Linked DNA regions of Homo sapiens: region 2 is linked to region 1. Evidence: read pairs that join two places in POLR2A ChIA-PET (ENCODE). Cell type or tissue: HCT116. All regions are shown on one strand. Each heading gives the region's core, and the rest is flanking DNA. Links, peaks and the distances in the headings are about the cores only. Region 1 overlaps LOC105376156 (a long non-coding RNA gene). Region 2 overlaps AOPEP (aminopeptidase O (putative)).

Region 1 (8,338 bases), core at 140-8,139:
GGACAGGCTTGGTCCGTCACAATCAATAGGAACCCAAAGAGACAGAACAACTAAATGTCCTGTGGTATCCTGGATGGGGTCCTGGAACAGAAAAGAGATACTAGGTTTAAAAAAAAAACTAAGAGAATCAGAATAAACGATGGACTTTGGTTGCTAATAATATATCAATATTGGCTTATTAATTGTAACAAATGTACCATACAATGTAAGGTGTTTATAACAGGGAAGCAAGATGGTGGGGCTGGGCTGGGAACTCTATCTGCTCGATTCTTCTGAAATAAAGAACTGCTCTGAAAAATATCATAAGTGCAAATCTTATAAATCTGGGGAGAAATGTTTAAAAGGTATTAATAATAGATGCAGCCCCTAATGCTCCCTAAAATCCTCAACAGCCTGGAAAATTGCCTTTGATGCAAAATAAAACGAATGATATGTTGTTGTTTTTAGAGGTAGAGCAGGAAAGTAGAGAGCAGAGCTGCCTGCTGATGAGGAGGCAGCAGGAAAATCTCATTAGCGCCTGAACCTCTGGTTCCTCAGGGTGTCCATGGGACCTGGTTGGTGAAGCTGTTTGTTATTTTTCCCAATTTTCCATGTTTTCCTGGTACTGAAAATACCTCTCCAGTAACTCTCCTAGAAACATGTAACCCCATGGAGAAAGCTAGACACACCCTGGGGCTAAACAGGAATGTCAGGACACCTTGCCTGGGTGGTCAGGAGAAGGTGCTTTAGTTACACCTACAATAAACTCCCGCGTGTCAGCAACCTGAATGGGTCTCTGCTCCTCGCAACAAGAAAGAAGCACAGAAAGGACGGAAGTTACTCAATGTACAGTGGCACATTGGTGATTTCTTCTCAATGCAGCGGCATTATCAGAACCATGTGTTAGGGAAATAATGGCTTAAAAAAGAAAACTGGAGTTTGGAAGGCCCATTACAGCAGTGCTTCTCAGCTGTAGGGTGGGTGAGAATCCCTTAGAGAGCTGCTTCACATGGATTCCCAGGCTCCCGCCCCAGAGATTCAAATCCAGTAGGTGTGGGCTGGGGCCTGAAAATGTGCTTTTCTGGCAAACTCCCCAGTCCTGTGGCGGTGGCAGCTGGTCTTGTCCCACTCTGAGGAATTCTAAGGCAGGAGGGCTTTGCAAGTCTGTCAGGAACGAGAATGAGAACAAGAGGACAGGGTCAATAAATGACTCTCCTCTTCTGTGGTGCAGGATACCGTGTGCATTTTAGTACCTGGTATGTGGACACTAGACAATGATATCCTGGGACCTAGGACCACAGGGAACTCACTGTTACTTCCCCAGTGTTACATGCTGTCCGGTACAGAGGGTGAGCTTCATAAATAGTTGTTAGCTGAACAAGTGAATGTAACATGACTTAGCGTTTGCCTGGGTATTGGGAGTGATGACGGTTTGAGTGTTTATGTACCCCCCAAAACTCAAGTGTTGAAACTTAATCACCACTGTGATAGTATTAAAAGAAGGGGCTTTTCAGAGGTGACTAAGTCATGAAGGCAGAGCTCTAGTGACTAGGGTGAAGGCCTTTATAAAAGAAACATCACACAGCATTTGCCCCTTTTTTGCCCGTCCACTTTCTGCCGTGTGAGGACACAGCACTCAAGGCACAATCTTGGGAGCAGAGAGCACCCCTCACAGACACTGGACCTGTGGGTGCCTTGATCTTGGACTTCCCAGACTCCAGACCTGGGAGAATATACATTTCTGTTCTTTTTTTTTTTTTTTTTTTTTGAGACGGAGTCTCGCTCTGTCCCTCAGGCTGGAGTGCAATGGCGCCATCTCGGCTCACTGCAAGCTCCACCTCCCGGGTTCATGCCATTCTCCTGCCTCAGCCTCCCCAGCAGCTGGGACTACAGGCGCACGCTGCCATGCCCAGCTAATTTTTTGTATTTTTAGTAGAGACGGGGCTTCACCGTGTTAGCCAGGATGGTCTCGATCTCCTGACCTTGTGATCTGCCTGCCTCAGCCTCCCAAAGTGCTGGGATTACAGGTGTGAGCCACCGCACCCGGCCTTACATTTCTGTTCTTTATAAATGGCTCAGTCTATGGTATTTTGTTACAGCAGCACCAGTGGACAAAGACTGGAGTGGAAGTTAAATGTTTTGTTCTGGTGGAGGGGGACATGGAACAGTGGTGTCAAGAAAAGGACTGGAGATAAAAGAGAAGACTAGAACATGAAATAAAGGAATCAGCAGGGGCTCTTAATGTCAGCAGCTGAAACTTACTCCTGCTGCTTTAAGCGAGGAGAAAATTCACTGACAGGTTATAGGGTGGTTCATGGAGGCTAGAGAGCCCCGCAGGGCACCCACATGGGCGGGACCATAGTTGGGATTGCCCCGCAGAACTGCTCCAGGAGGACCCGGGTGTTATGGGTGCTGTACACAGGCTGCATTTCTTGCCCCGTGCCCACCTTTCCCGTGGGTGTCAGACACCCCCCCATACTGCCCCTTGAGTTCCCTGCCACTAAAGGTTCTCTGCTGTCACTGCTGGGCAGAACCTGGTAAGCCAAGCCTTTACCTGGTGTCAAGCGAGGCTGGGGAGGCAAAGATATGGAGGCTTCAGCCTCCAAGATGGGAGCCAGGATCAGGCAGGGCATCTCCCAAGTATAGAAAAGGGGCTAAAACTCACAAGCATCCAGGACATCTGGCTTCACAGATTGGTCAAGAGCACTCAGTTCAGCAATCAGAAGTGGCCAGGACAGGGGGAAAAAGTTCAGTCTGTGTTGCCTTCTTCACTGGCATTGCCAGGGGCACCTCAGTCCCCCAGAGGAATCATCCAAGAATACAAGTAACCAGAAAGTCAACTTAGCTTAAATGAAACCGTGTCTATTGCAAACCATTTTAGTAAAATAAACTTGCCCATACCAAATTAGGAAATCTGGAAGTAACTTCTGAATTACAATCTATGTAATTATTTTGTTGGTGAAACAATTTTTTTCTCATATACAATTGGGAAAAATAAATGGGTCAATGCTGTGATGTGAGACTACTGTGACATGGAGATTTCTATAGTATCATATTTATTATAGCAGGATTTTATTGGTTTTTAGCAAAGTGGCAGTGACATTAAAGGAATCTAACCAAGCTGCTTTGCCTGAACACTTCCAAAGGGAGGTCTGAGATTCCAGAACACGTTATCATTTTGAAATGCTAGTCAATCCAAAGATGGGATTAAGATAAGCAAATTAGCTTACTATCCACATTGGAATGCAAGTCTTCCAAACAGTGAAATATCTCAGAGCATACTCTTATCTCATCATCTCGTTTTTTGGAATGAATTATTCTGCCTACAAAAAAGCCTCGCTGAACCACCAGGGTAACTGGCAACCTGTGGAGAAACCACAAGCTACCCCGAAACTAATTCACGAGAGTCCCCTCAGCAGATCCTATTTTATGTAAATAAATTTTTTCATTGTTAGGTGTAAAATCTGCAAGTCATTTCACCAACTTTGACTGCATTTCTCAGCCACGCAAGTCTGCAGCTGGCAAGGATGCAAACAGCAGGCCAGCAGCTCGTAAACAGGGTTGGGCAAAGCTGTCAATGTTATTCAGGTATTTTCTGGTTTTAGCCTTTAGCTCATCTAAGATCCTTTGCTTATTTTCCGACTGCAGGCTAAAACTAATTTGTTGAGCTTTTATCAGGGCTGGCTGGCCCTATAGAAATTTAGAATGTTGTTGGCTGGGTGTGGTGGCTCATGCCTGTAATCCCAGCACTTTGGGAGGCTGAGGCGGGTGGATCACGAGGTCAGGAGTTTGAGACCAGCCTGGCCAACATGGTGAAACCCCGTCTCTACTAAAACTACAAAAATTAGCTGGGTGTGGTGGCGCATGCCTGTAATCACAGCTACTTGGGAGGCTGAGGCAGGAGAACTGCTTGAACCCAGGAGGCGGAGGTTGCAGTGAGCTGAGATCACGCCACTGCACTCCAGCCTGAGCAACACAGCAAGACTCCGTCCCAGAGGAAAAAAAAATTTAAAGGTGGCCCTCCTTGTATTTGACCTCGAACTCGTCTTCCAGCAGTTTATTTTCCTCCTTCACTTCTCTCTAAGCGCCCAATATTCTCGAGCCGCCGCTTCCTACCTACCCACCGGCTCCTATGACTCCACCTGTGGGTTTGGCATGTTGCCAACCTGACCAGGCCAGAGGGGCTGAAATGTAATTAAGTTGTAGATGAGCTTTTGTTTTAAATCAACTTGGAGAAAAGATAAAAACCAAAATGTGATGGCCCAGGGAGATAATTACTTTCCTGTGGCTGTTTGATGATCCAACGCAGGTTGGCTCCCAATTTGTCAAATAGCATGTACTGAGCTTCAAACACACAACAAATCTTTATTAAGTACCTTCCGTGCGCTAGAGGCTGTGCTAGGTTGTGGGAATAACCAGAAGAGGTAATCCATGCTTTCAGGTAGCTCAAGGTCTGTGAAGAACACGGGGACCAAGGGAAATAATTACAACATGCAATTAGTTTCTCTACCTTGGAGTTTCCATTGCATTAGGTACAAATGTCTGTTGGCACTTACCTCACACCATGCTTTCCCAGCTCCTAACATGGTGTCAGGCATATAGCAGACTCTCAAAAATGCCCATGAAATAATGAATGAATACACAAATGAACAAACAAAACATTATGGGAATGCCAATATAGAGTGTGGTGGGAGCAATTAACTCTGGCTGGAGGAAAAAGGAAGTCTTATAAGAAATTGTGATTTGAGTTGAGGTTTAAAGCATGTCTAGCGCGGTGTCTGACCTTGAATGAGCCCATAATAAAAGTCAGATGAATTCACTTGGGTGGAAGCTCAGGTGGAGAAAGAGGGCATTCGGAGGCGAGGGTGTTCCAGGCAGAAGTATTCCAGCACTTAGCCTAGTGCCTAGCACGTGGCAGGAACATAAGAAGTACTTGTTAAATGAATGAATGGACCAATGAGTGTAACACACGGCACAGACAAAGTCACCAGTATTGTGAAAAAGTAGACACATTTAGGGAGTGACATATTTGGAAAATTCTATGATTATAAGAGAAGAAGAGAGAGCGAGAGAGGTAGAGAAAAAAGAATGGAAAATACAAGAAAAGTGCAATGCAAGGAGTGGAGCTACTTGGGGAAAGAGGAACTTTGCAGGGAGGAAAAAGCTCCAATGAGAGCATGGAAATAAGCCAAGGACTATAGAATCAGGTGTGGTGTCTGTGAGGAGGAAACCTAAGGATCATGTCTTAATATGACTGTGGCCAAGGGGGCTTTCCGGCAGCAGGGCTCGGGCGAGGAACAGAGTGTGGTCAATCACTGAGGACAGGCAATCTCTCAAGGGACTCTGGCCCAGAAGGAGCTGAGTCATTGAGAAAATAAAAACAAGGAGAGTTAAGAAAAAATGGATTGTCTTAAGCTGGGGCAAATCGGAGTGAGCTATATTAGACCACGTATTCGTTATCTATTGCATGTAACAAGTCACCTCAAAACTTTGTGGCTTTAAGCAACGATCAACCTTTATTACCTCAGACAGTTTCTGCAAGTCAGGAATTTGGGAGCAGATGAGCTTGGTGCTAAGGTCTCTCATGAGGTTGCAAGAAACATGTTGGCTGAGAGGCAGCCATGGGAAGGCTTGGCCAGGCTAGAGAGCAGCTCAAACACATGTTGGTGGGCGCTCCAGTTCCACCTCACACAGGGAGCAACTCACATTAAGTGCATTGATGTCCTTGTGATGTGCAGCTGGCTTCCCCCGGAGCATGTGTTCCAAGAGAGGGCAGAGTAGAAGCTGCAATATCTTTCATGACCTACCTTTGGGAATCGAATGCCATCATTTCTGCAATATCCCATTGCCTACATTGATCAGTCCTGTTCAAAGTGGGAAGTGGGGCTGGGCACAATGCCTCACGCCTATAATCCCAGCACTTTGGGGGGCCAAGGTAGGCAGATCACCTAAGGTCAGGAGTTCAAGACCAGCCTGGCAAACATGGTGAAACCCCATCTCTACTAAAAATACAAAAATTAGCCGGGTTTGGTGGTGCATACCTGTAGTCCCAGCTACTTGGGAGGCTGAGGCATGAGGATCACTTGCACCTGGGAGGCAGAGGTTACAGAGGTTGCAATGAGCTGAGATTGCACTATTGTACTCCAGACTGGGTGACAGAGCAAGACTCTGTCTCAAAGAAAAAAAACAAAAAACAACAAAGGGAGCCGACCACGGTGGCTCACTCCTGTAATCCCAGCACTTCAGGAGGCTGAGGCGGGCGGATCACAAGGTCAAGAGATGGAGACCATCCTGGCCAACATGGTGAAACTCTGTCTCTACTAAAAATACAAAAATTATCTGGGCATGGTGGCGGGCACCTGTAGTCCCAGCTACTTGGGAGGCTGAGACAGAAGAATCGCTTGAACCCGGGAGGTGGAGGTTGCAGTGAGCCGAGATCACGCCACTGCACTCCAGCCTGGCGACAAAGCAAGACTCCATCTAAAAAAAAACCACACACACACACAAACGGGGTTCAACAAAGATGACTAGAAGGTGGCAAGAATCACTGGGGGTAACTATCTTGGAGCACTATCCAAGAGACAACTCCAAGGTGATATTGGAGGCTGGTTACCACAAACTGCATTCCATAATTACCTAATCTGATGGAGTTCTCTAGATTTGACAGGCAGGTTCAATAAAAGACGACAAAAGTAGCCTTCCACAGCTCTGGGCTTAAGATATCCTCCCCATAGTAGCTAATCCCTTCAAAAGGAAAACATCGCATCCTCATTGTAATGAGGCTCATTGGCCTGGCTTGGGCCCAGTAAACAACCGTGAGCCCATTTATTGTGACAGGATGGCTCCATTCCATCTGAAGTGCATAGATGGAGTGTGAGGGACCCACCAGCAGTGACTCGGGCAATTCACTCTTTCTGGTTCCATTACTGGCTCTGTTCCTCCAAAAAGAAGAGACGCAGAGCAAATGAGAGAAAAGGTGGCAGGTGCCCTCTACTGCCCCAATGGAAAAAACCGCCCACTCTGCCCATATCTAAGCTTTTTCTTAGCTGGCGTAACATCACATCCTATATCTACTTGTCTTTTTTTCAATCAACATTTTGTTATTATCTGAATATATTGCAAATATAGATATATCACTACACCAAAGATTTATGAGACCTGGAGGCTGAAAACTATGAAACATTGTTAAGAGAAGCCACAGGGCTGGGCACAGTGGCTCATGCCTATAATCCCAGCACTTTGGGAGGCTAAGGCTGGTGGATAAGTTGAGGTCAGGAGTTCAAGACCAGCCTGATCAACATGGCGAAACCCCATGTCTACTAAAAATACAAAAATCGGCAAGGTGTGGTGGTGTGCGCCTGTAATCCCAGTTACTCAGAAGGCTGAGGCACGAGAATTGCTTGAACCTGGGAAGCAGAGGTTGCAGTGAGCCAAGATTGTGCCACTGCATTTCAGCCTAGGCTAGGCGACAGGGTGAGACCCTATCCCAAAAAAAAAAGCCACAGGAATAATGGCTCACACCTGTAATCCCAGTTACTCAGAAGTTGAGGCAGGAGGATCGCTTGACACCAGGAGTTCAAGACTAGCCTAGCCAACGTAGCAAGACCCTCACTCTAAAAAAGTAAAATAAATAAATTAGCTGGGCATGGTGACATGCACCTGTAATCCCAGCTACTTGGGAGGCTGAGGTGGGAAGATCACTTGAGTCCTGGAGTTCATGACCACAGAAAGCAAGCTATGATTGTGCCACTATACTCAAGCCTGGGGAACAGAAAGAGACCCCATCTCTAAAAAAGTAAAAATAGCCCAAGCATGGTAGCTCACACCTGTAATCCAAGCTCTTTGGGAAGCCAAGGTGGGAAGATCACTTGATCCCAGGAGTTCGAGACCAGCCTAAGCAAAATAGCAAGACCTCTTCTCTACAAAAAAGAAAAAATTAGCTGGTGTGGTGGTGCATTCCTATAGCCCTAGCTACTTGGGAGGCAGAGGCGGGAGGATCACTTGAGCCCAGGAGTCCAAGCTTACATTGCACCATGGCACTCCAGCCTGGGCAACAGAGCAATACCTTGTCTCTAATAAAATAAAAAGAAAATTATAAAGAAAATTAAATAAACCTAAATAAATACAGAGATATCCTATGTTTATAGATTGGAAAACAGAATATTGTTAAGATGCCAATTATCCCCAAATTGATCTATAAATTCAATGCAATCCATCAAATCCAGGAAGACTAGATTTTTATGTTCAAATTGATAAGGGGATTATAGAATCCCTACGGAAATGCAAAATACCTAGAATAGCCAAAACAACATTGAAAAACAAGGACAAAGTAAATAACTCATATTCATAAAGCTATAGT
Region 2 (8,338 bases), core at 26-8,025, 360 kb after region 1:
GGTGGCTTACGCCCGTAATCCCAGCACTTTGGGAGGCCAAGGCGGGCGGATCATGAGGTCAGGAAATCGAGGCCATCCTGGCTAACACGGTGAAACCCCATCTCTACTAAAAATACAAAAAAAATTAGCCAGGCATGGTGGCGGGCACCCGTAGTCCCAGCTACCCAGGAGGCTGAGGCAGGAGAATCGCTTGAACCCAAGAGGTGGAGGTTGCAGTGAACCAAGATCGCACCATTGCACTCCAGCCTGGCGACAGAGACCCCATCTCAAAAATAATAATATAAGGATGTATTCCCAAATATGCTGGCAACAGTTTTTCAGAGGAAAAAAACCCCACTAAGAATACCATAGAGGCACTTTCTGTTTTATTCTTAACCTTCATGTAAATGACATACCTCACCCTCTAGACACCTGGAACATCATTTTGAAGAGAAGGAATAACACTGAAGTCCACACGTTTATAATATGCCTCCTCTCTTTCTCTGTAACAGTGTATGATCTCAAAACAGGTTTGATACAAAGAAAAACAAAAAGCTGAGACAAAATCTACAACAATCACTTGCGACTACTCTCTTCTCCCCTCCCATTGAATAATCTGAACCAAGAGCAAGAGTCCTGTAGCAGTGTCTGATTTCTTCTCTTCTATGACCTTGAACTCCATCAGGGGTTCCCAAGAAAGTGAAAATGCGGTTAAGCAAATCTAAACAGAAATAGTCCTTCTTCGCCTTCTCTTCTGGAGCCGGTTTACTTGCTCCACCTTTACACTTCCCACTGAGCCTCTCCCTGGGATGGCTCCTGATGACAGTGACTCTTCCATAAACGAGGGCAGTTCTCCAGAAACCAAGGCGTCGGTCAGACCGTGAATCAAGAGTTAGATGCACACAGCGATGTAGCTTCAATCTAAGATGGGAGACTGTGGTCACACAGCAGGCCCCAGCCCAAACCTGCCCCCTGCTCAGAGGACAAAGGCCAATTAGACTCTCTGTGTGTGTGCGCACATGTGCATGCTTGTATGCACACACACCCACACAAGCTACACATGCATGCTGGTACATCACTAATCCTCTGCTGGAAGATACTTCGGCATCATTTAAATTTGTCTTATGATAATCTGATGCTCTGTGATTAGGTAATGCTATTGTTGACCAAGTCATTAAATTAATCTTCAATAAAGACTCAAGGATGCCAGGATCCTCAAGGCAGGGAAAGGCAGGTGCCTTTTCCCAGAGCCTTTCATTTTGCTAAGAAGGAGGAGAGGAAGCTTTCTGCAAGTCTGAATCAGCTCAGTACTTGCCTTTTCTTGCCACCTGCCCACTTCAGTATCTGCCAGTTGTGTTAGAGAGAAAATATGTCTTTTTCCCTAAGCCAGACTATTCCTACCCATTTTGCCCTGCCAGTAACACAGAGAGTTCTGGGGCACTAATCCCTTCACAATCCAAGTTTTGGGGAATGAGGGTAGTTTGATCTGGCCTATGAACAAACAGCCAAGTTAGACAGACTGCAGAAACTCTAAAATTGCAATATATCAAGGTATGAATATATATAAACATGAAAATCAGCTTTGCATTTTAGAAAACAATACTAACATATATATTTACAAATACCAGCACAGACTGGTGAAAAGGTCATTTGTGAGAGTGCCATTACTGCATTTCAAAACAAAATGTCAATTTATCTGGTCATGCTTATGTCTTTTTTTTTTTTTTTTTTGAGACAAGGTCTCACTCTGTTGCCCAGGCTGGAGTACAGTGGCGCAATCTCGGCTTAACTGCAACCTCCACCTCCCAGGCTCAGGCAATCCTCCCACCTCAGCCTCCTGAGTAGCTGGGACCACAGCCATGCACCACCACACCTGGCTAATTTTTGCATTTTTAGTAGAGACGGGGTTTCACCATGTTGCCGAGGTTGGTCTTGAACTCCTGAGCTCAAGCGATCCACCTGCCTCAGCCTCCCAAAGTGCTGAAACTATAGGCGTGAGCCATCATGCCTGGCCCTATATTTCTTTTTTTTTTTTTAAATAATACTGTCATGTCACAGTTGGTCTATAACAAGCATCACAAAAATGTCAAATAATCTGTGCCTTGTAAAATCCACTAATGTAACATGAAAAGCACAATTTGACATCAACCCGTGCAGTGAACCCAGCTGTGTTACTATAGAATCCTTATCTGCTCTTTGGAATTACTGATCTCTCAAAATCTGACTCAGTTTACTTCTAGCCCAAATGGAAAAGTCCTCAATAAGCCAGGAAACAGCCCTCCCTTTGGATGTGTGTCTAGTCTACAAAGGATGGCCTTCTGGGGTACCATCTTGTGTCTCCCAGACCTTTCCCTGTCTCCCTCAGTGTCTGTGCCCCACAATACAACAAAGGCCACCTGGACACATCTCTCCTTACCTGGAACCCAAAGCAGCTCTGCCTCCATGCCTGCCTTGGGGAGCTACCTGGGCAGACAGCTGGAAAAAGCAAGAGGAGACCCAGGCTCTAGTTCCAGGCCAGCATGCAGGCCTGGGAATCAACTTCTCAGGGCCTCTGCATTCTCATATGTGAAACAAGGACTTGAATTAGAGAAGCTTGTGAGGTCTTTCCCAGCTCTCACAACTCCAGCCTTGGACAACTTTCCAAACAAAGTGCTCAACTGAAACTTCAGGTGTTCCTCCGTGGCAATCCTTCTCCTCTTCCTTCTCCTTAGGACTAGCACATGCATCTATGGAGGACCTCTAGTAGCTTTCATAACATTCTACTCACTAGCACACTCCTCCACGTGCTTGGGTTATAATCTTCCGGTTATTTTAGACAGCTTCTTGCTGGTGGTGACTTTATTTTCTCAAGTTGCCTGAACTTTTCAGTTCTTCCTGATGGTCTGTGCAGCACCATGGTACCAAGATGAGATTTCCACAGGTCAAAAGCACTATGTTCTCTTTAACATTTAGAAGCTCAACATGACCAAGAATCATTTCAGAGAAAATAATCATTTCACAGAAAACTAGAGTACACTTTTGTCATGAAATACACTGCAACACTGCAACTGTGTTTAGCAAAAGGGTAACAGGTAGCTGGAACCTTCCTTTAGACAGAAAACTTCAATGTGATGATGCACATGGGCCCAATCTTAAGTGCCTTTCATTAGCTGGGTATTTGCAAAAGCTCCAACAGCCTTTAAAGGAACTTCAAATCAAAACTGTTTGAAAAAAAGAAACAAAATCAGCGACTTACTGCGTATAAAAAATGATGATAGATTATCTAAAATGGAGCTTTGATAGAATACAAATCTCATCAACAGCCTGACCACCACCTAGGGAGCTTCCAATTTGGAGACGGGACAAGGACAATCTATTGTACTATAATGGACAAAGTGAAGAGAGTGGCAAATAAAACAATACAGTTGCTCTGAGAAACACAACTGGTTTTCTTGAGTAAAGCCAAAAGGCAGGGAATAAACACAACAACTCATAAAGTACTGCTGCTGTACTTGCTGCTGCTGTACTTGCTGCTGTATACTTGCTGCTGTATACTTGCTGCTGTATACTTGCTGCTATACTTGCTGCCGGCTGAAGAACAGTTACAGGAAAAAACCAAGCCTGATTTTTTTTTAACGTCTATAAATAAATTTAGGAATGTTTTCCTGCTTCTCTGTCATGGAGGAGAAAAAAACAAACGGATGGCATCGCTATCCACATGCCATCACGTAAGCAGCCTTCCACCGCCTTCTGTGAAGAGGTGCCTTAAGATGCATTAAGTATTGAGTGAGTACTAGCTGCCTTAGAGAAGTCCCCTCACTAACTCCCACAAGGCTCTGACGAGGCACGTATCTGCCCTTTCACAGGATGACATGCGGTTGCACAGTCACTGTGGAGACAGCCTCGGAAGCAGGTCTGACCACCCAGCGCCTGTGTGCTGCAGCCAAGAGGCAGAGAGAACCTCTCCACAACACTAGCATTCTTCTGCAGAAAACAAGCTGCATGTCATCAGACACAATTCCAGAGAGGATAAGAACAGATGATTTTGAAAGGATAAAAAGAAAGGCACACCTAACAATGCTACAAGGACAGAGAGGATTCTGAGTCACAATAGTTGACAGAACAAAAGCAGGTTGCTACAACTCCAACTGACGCATGAAGATTCTAGGCTCAGTGACTCATTTGGGAATCTCGGGTGAGACATTTAGATTCCCATTTACTGGGCCAATGCCTTCTGGTCTGTAAAATGGAAGACACGAGCAGCATTAAGGTATCTAGACACTTTCAAATCCTCTCAAGAAATAAAATGTTAAGTATAAAAAAGCACGTTTGAACACCCACCGGAGTGGCTAAAATAAAGAAGTCTGACAATACCAGGAGCTGACAAGGAGGCAGAGAAACTAAAAACCTTAAACACTGCTGGTGGAAATGTAAAATGGTACAGGTACTTTGGAAAACAGTCTAGCAACTTCTTAAAAAGTTAAACATATACCTGCCATATAGCCAAGCCATTCAATGCCTAGGTACCCACCCAAGAGAAATGAAAACATATGTCTACACAAAGACAGTTATACCAGTGTCCACAGATGGGTTATTCATAATAGCCAAAAACTGCAAAAAACATTCCAAACATCTCATAACCAGTAAGTGGATCAACAAAATGTAGTATATCCATACAATGCAAAACTACTTTAAAATAAAAAGGAACTAGTGATACATGCAACACCACTGGAGCTCAAACTTTACAATGAAAGAAGCAGATCCAAAAGACTGAGTAGTGTATGATTCAATTACATGAAATTTCTAGAAAAGGTAAACTATAAACCAGAAAGCAGACTAGTACTTGCCTGGGGCTAGGAGGAGGAATGGGGATTGACTACAAATGGATACAAGGAACTTTCTGGGTGATGGAAATGTTCTAAAACTGGACTGTCGTATCAGGTACACAACTATAAGCATTTCTTAAAACTCAACAAACTGTCTGTGGATGAATTTCCTGGCATGTAACGTATACATGACATATAACTCAAGAAAGTCATTAAGAGCGAGACTCAGAATCACCATCTTTGCTGTCTGTGGGGGCACTCAGCAATCTTTACCTTTGTCATCAGGAGTAAATGTTGAAGGTAGAGCCACACGCTGCATAACGACATTTCAGTCAACGATGGGTCACATACACAACGGTGGTCCCATAAGAATATAATACTGTATTTTTACTGTCCCTTTTCTATGTTTAGACAGGTTTAGATACATTAATAATTACCAATGTGTTACAATTGCTTGCAGTATTCAGTACAGTAACATGTTGTACAAATTTGAAGTGTAGGAGCAATAGGCTCTACCATCTAGGTTTGTCTAAGTATACTCTATGATGTTCTCACCATGATGAAATCACCACATGAAGCATTTCCCCATAATTAAGTGATGTGTGACTGTATAGCTTTGACACTGAAAACTAAAGCTTATGTATGTGTGATGGTTAGGGAGAAAAAAAAACAGAAACCCACTTGTATACGAATAGGATCCAGAGGTACATTCTGCTTTTCTCCTGGATTCTTTCTGCCATTCCTGTTTAATGTCTCATGCCCTTCATAGCTTTTTCTCCTCTTGGACACCAAATTAATGGTAGAAAATTGCCACATTTTATATATACATAAATTATATATATAATTATATATAATTATAAATTAATAGCATGAGCTATGTGACTTGTAGTTACAAGTGAGGCCACATAAAATGACTACTGTTACCTTATCTAAGAAAATGCCAGGGTCGGGAGTGGTGGCTCATGCCTGTAATCCTAGCACTTTGGGTGGCTGAAGCACAAGGATTGCTTGTGGCCAGTAGTTCAAGACCAGCAACATAGAGACCCTGTCTCTTTTAAAAAAAAAAAAAGCTGACATGGTGGTACACACCTGTAGTCTCAGCTACTCAGGAGGCTGAGGCAGGAGGATCACTTGAATCCAAAAGTTTGAGCTTACAGTGAGCCATAATCATGCCATTGGACTTAAGCCTGGGTGACAGAATGAGACCCCATCTCAATAAAAAAAGGTCATGCTATATCTGTGGTGCTGGAAACGTGTGGGATGCTATCTGAATGACAACCTAACATTCAAAAATCACAAAAGGGCCTGGCGCGGTGGCTCACACCTGTAATCCCAGCACTTTGGGAGGCCAAAGTGGGTAGATTACCTGAGGTCAGGAGTTCAGCACCAGCCTGGTCAACATGATGAAACCCCATTTCTACTAAAAAACAAAAATTAGCCAGGCGTGGTGGTGGGTGCCTGTAATCTCAGCTACTCAGGAGGCTGAGGCAGGGAGAATGGCTTGAACCCGGGAGGCTGACGTTGCAGTGGGCCAAGATCGCGCCACTGCACTCCAGCCTGGGCGATAGAGAATACGTTTCAAAAAAAAAAAAAAAAAAATCACAAGAGAAGGAAACTTTGAATAACTCTAGAACTTAAAGTTACCATCCCCAATTCTGAAACATTTTATTTTGCCTTAAAACCAAAGGTTTACCGTGGGGGGAAAAAAAAAAAAAGCTTAATGCAAGTAAAAGGAAAAAAGAGTGAGAGTAAAATAGACTGAACCAAGTTCAGAGGTAGCCTAAACTTGCTGTGGCACTTTGATTTCACATTTATGAGCCAAAGATAAAAGATCAATTTCCGGGGCCAGGCAAAGTGGTTCATACCTGTAATCCCAGCACTTTGGGAGGCCAAGGCAGGCGGATCACTTGAGGTCAGGAGTTCGAGACCACCCTGGCCAACATGGTGCAACCCTGTCTCTACTAAAAATAGAAGAAAAAAAATTTCATACTGAGTATGTGCTCATGAAGGCAATCTGGATTTTGAGAATACAAATTATGGTATCCTCGATTATACAAAATAACAAGAGTTGAATGAAACTGCACAGGTATTTGTATCCTGCTATCAGCCTGAAGGAGGGCTTATGGACAATGAAAATACCCAAAGTGATGACTTCCCTTATAGAGATCCAAACTGTTCCGATACCTCCTGCACTTCCCTGCACCTCTGATACAGGTGTGATTCAATTGTCTTCTATCCTATAATAGTTTTCTACATCTATCTATAAATTCTCCTATCCTATATAGTTTTCTACTTCTAACTATAAACTATTCTATTCATCTCAGTATTCTCTACTCCTGACTCAGGGTTTTGTACGTTGTGAACATCAAATAAAAATTGTAAATTGTTTGAATAAATATAGAATTTAATAAGAAATGTGTTATGCACAGAATAATCAACAGTATTACATTTCTGGCCTTGGGTTTCCAAATCGTCTTGATTCACAGGTGTCAGCAGGACTTCTATAATAGGTTCCAGCTTTACTTGCAAAACATAGATGAATTTTTAAAAGCATATATTCAAATAAAGACACTAACACTATTTACATATACATCAATCAAACCCCTATCTGTGCTTACAAACCAGGTAAAAGCACTAAAATGGACTCAGTTAATTCAATTATCCAATTTCCCACCATAATTTCCAGCCTACATGTGTAAAGTGTTGCTTTATCAAAACAAAGACCAGGCATGGAAACTCTAGCCCAGGGTAGCCTCGGGTAAAAATGCATCATATACTCATGTCTTTAGTTTGTGTTATGCTGCTGTGGATTTATTTATCACAGGATGCTTTGTAAGTGATCTTTGATATGCTGTGTGTTTGATCTCCCCATGGCCAGAAATGACATTTCTCATGTCTCTTTGGTATTTTCCAGCAGCCTCTTACGTGGGGGACTTATGTACAATAAATTCAAGAAAATGTACTGGTTGTTCAGGCTGACTTAGGTTTTCAGCAATCCTCATTATCTGAAAAATAGACTACTTTAATTTTTTCCAGTGTTTCTCTATGCACATATAAACTGAAATCATGTAAACCCAGAGTTCTGAGTGGGGAACTAACATGACAGGCAAGAGTGTGAGAAGATAAATGGAAATGGAGTTTTCTAGATGAGGTACTTCAGAAAGCGCCACTTCCTTCAATCCAGTAGTAGTCCTCCATGAGTAGATGCAGAGATCCTGCTTACCACATGGAATCAGGGAAAGGTTATTTACTGTCGGGACATAGAAGACTCACTGGGTAGCCACTATTTACTTTTCACAGACAGAACATCAACTCAAGTCCATACACTCATAAAATGAAGTACTCTTAAGTTTCTTTTCTCTTTTTTTTTTTTGAAACAGGGTCTTGCTCTGTCACCCAGGCTGGAAGGCAGTGGCACGATCTAGGCTTATAGCAACATTCGCCTCCCAGGCTCAAGGGACACTCCACCTCAGCCCTGGAGGAGCTGGGACCACAGACATGTACCACCACGTCCAGCTAATTTTTGTGTTCTTTTTTTTTTCTAGAGATGGGAT

What was found. Peaks named below come from ENCODE experiments on the same cell type or tissue, not always from the same donor. Only the 100,000 strongest peaks of a DNase experiment are listed, where the experiment ranks them.
Region 2: POLR2A ChIA-PET joins it to region 1 with 5 read pairs; 1 of 35 experiments calls an interaction of 5 or more read pairs at or near these places.

What each region holds. Positions count from the first base shown.
Region 1 is chr9:95,378,457-95,386,794 of GRCh38, reverse strand. LOC105376156 (a long non-coding RNA gene) reads left to right here. Exons shown (of 3, transcript NR_188614.1): 3 at 1-300. Among named protein-coding and RNA genes, the nearest start is that of FANCC, 65 kb to the right of the region's middle. In HCT116, for the core only: a CTCF peak has its summit at 7,004 (motif pointing left); DNase peaks (open chromatin) are centred at 3,164 and 4,104; H3K4me3 peaks cover 1,467 bases; H3K27ac peaks cover 1,294 bases.
Region 2 is chr9:95,014,291-95,022,628 of GRCh38, reverse strand. All of the region lies in intron 13 of AOPEP (aminopeptidase O (putative)), which reads right to left. Among named protein-coding and RNA genes, the nearest start is that of MIR6081, 47 kb to the left of the region's middle. RefSeq lists an enhancer at 3,616-4,815. In HCT116, for the core only: no CTCF peak of the experiment used is centred there; DNase peaks (open chromatin) are centred at 3,878 and 4,108; H3K27ac peaks cover 3,027 bases.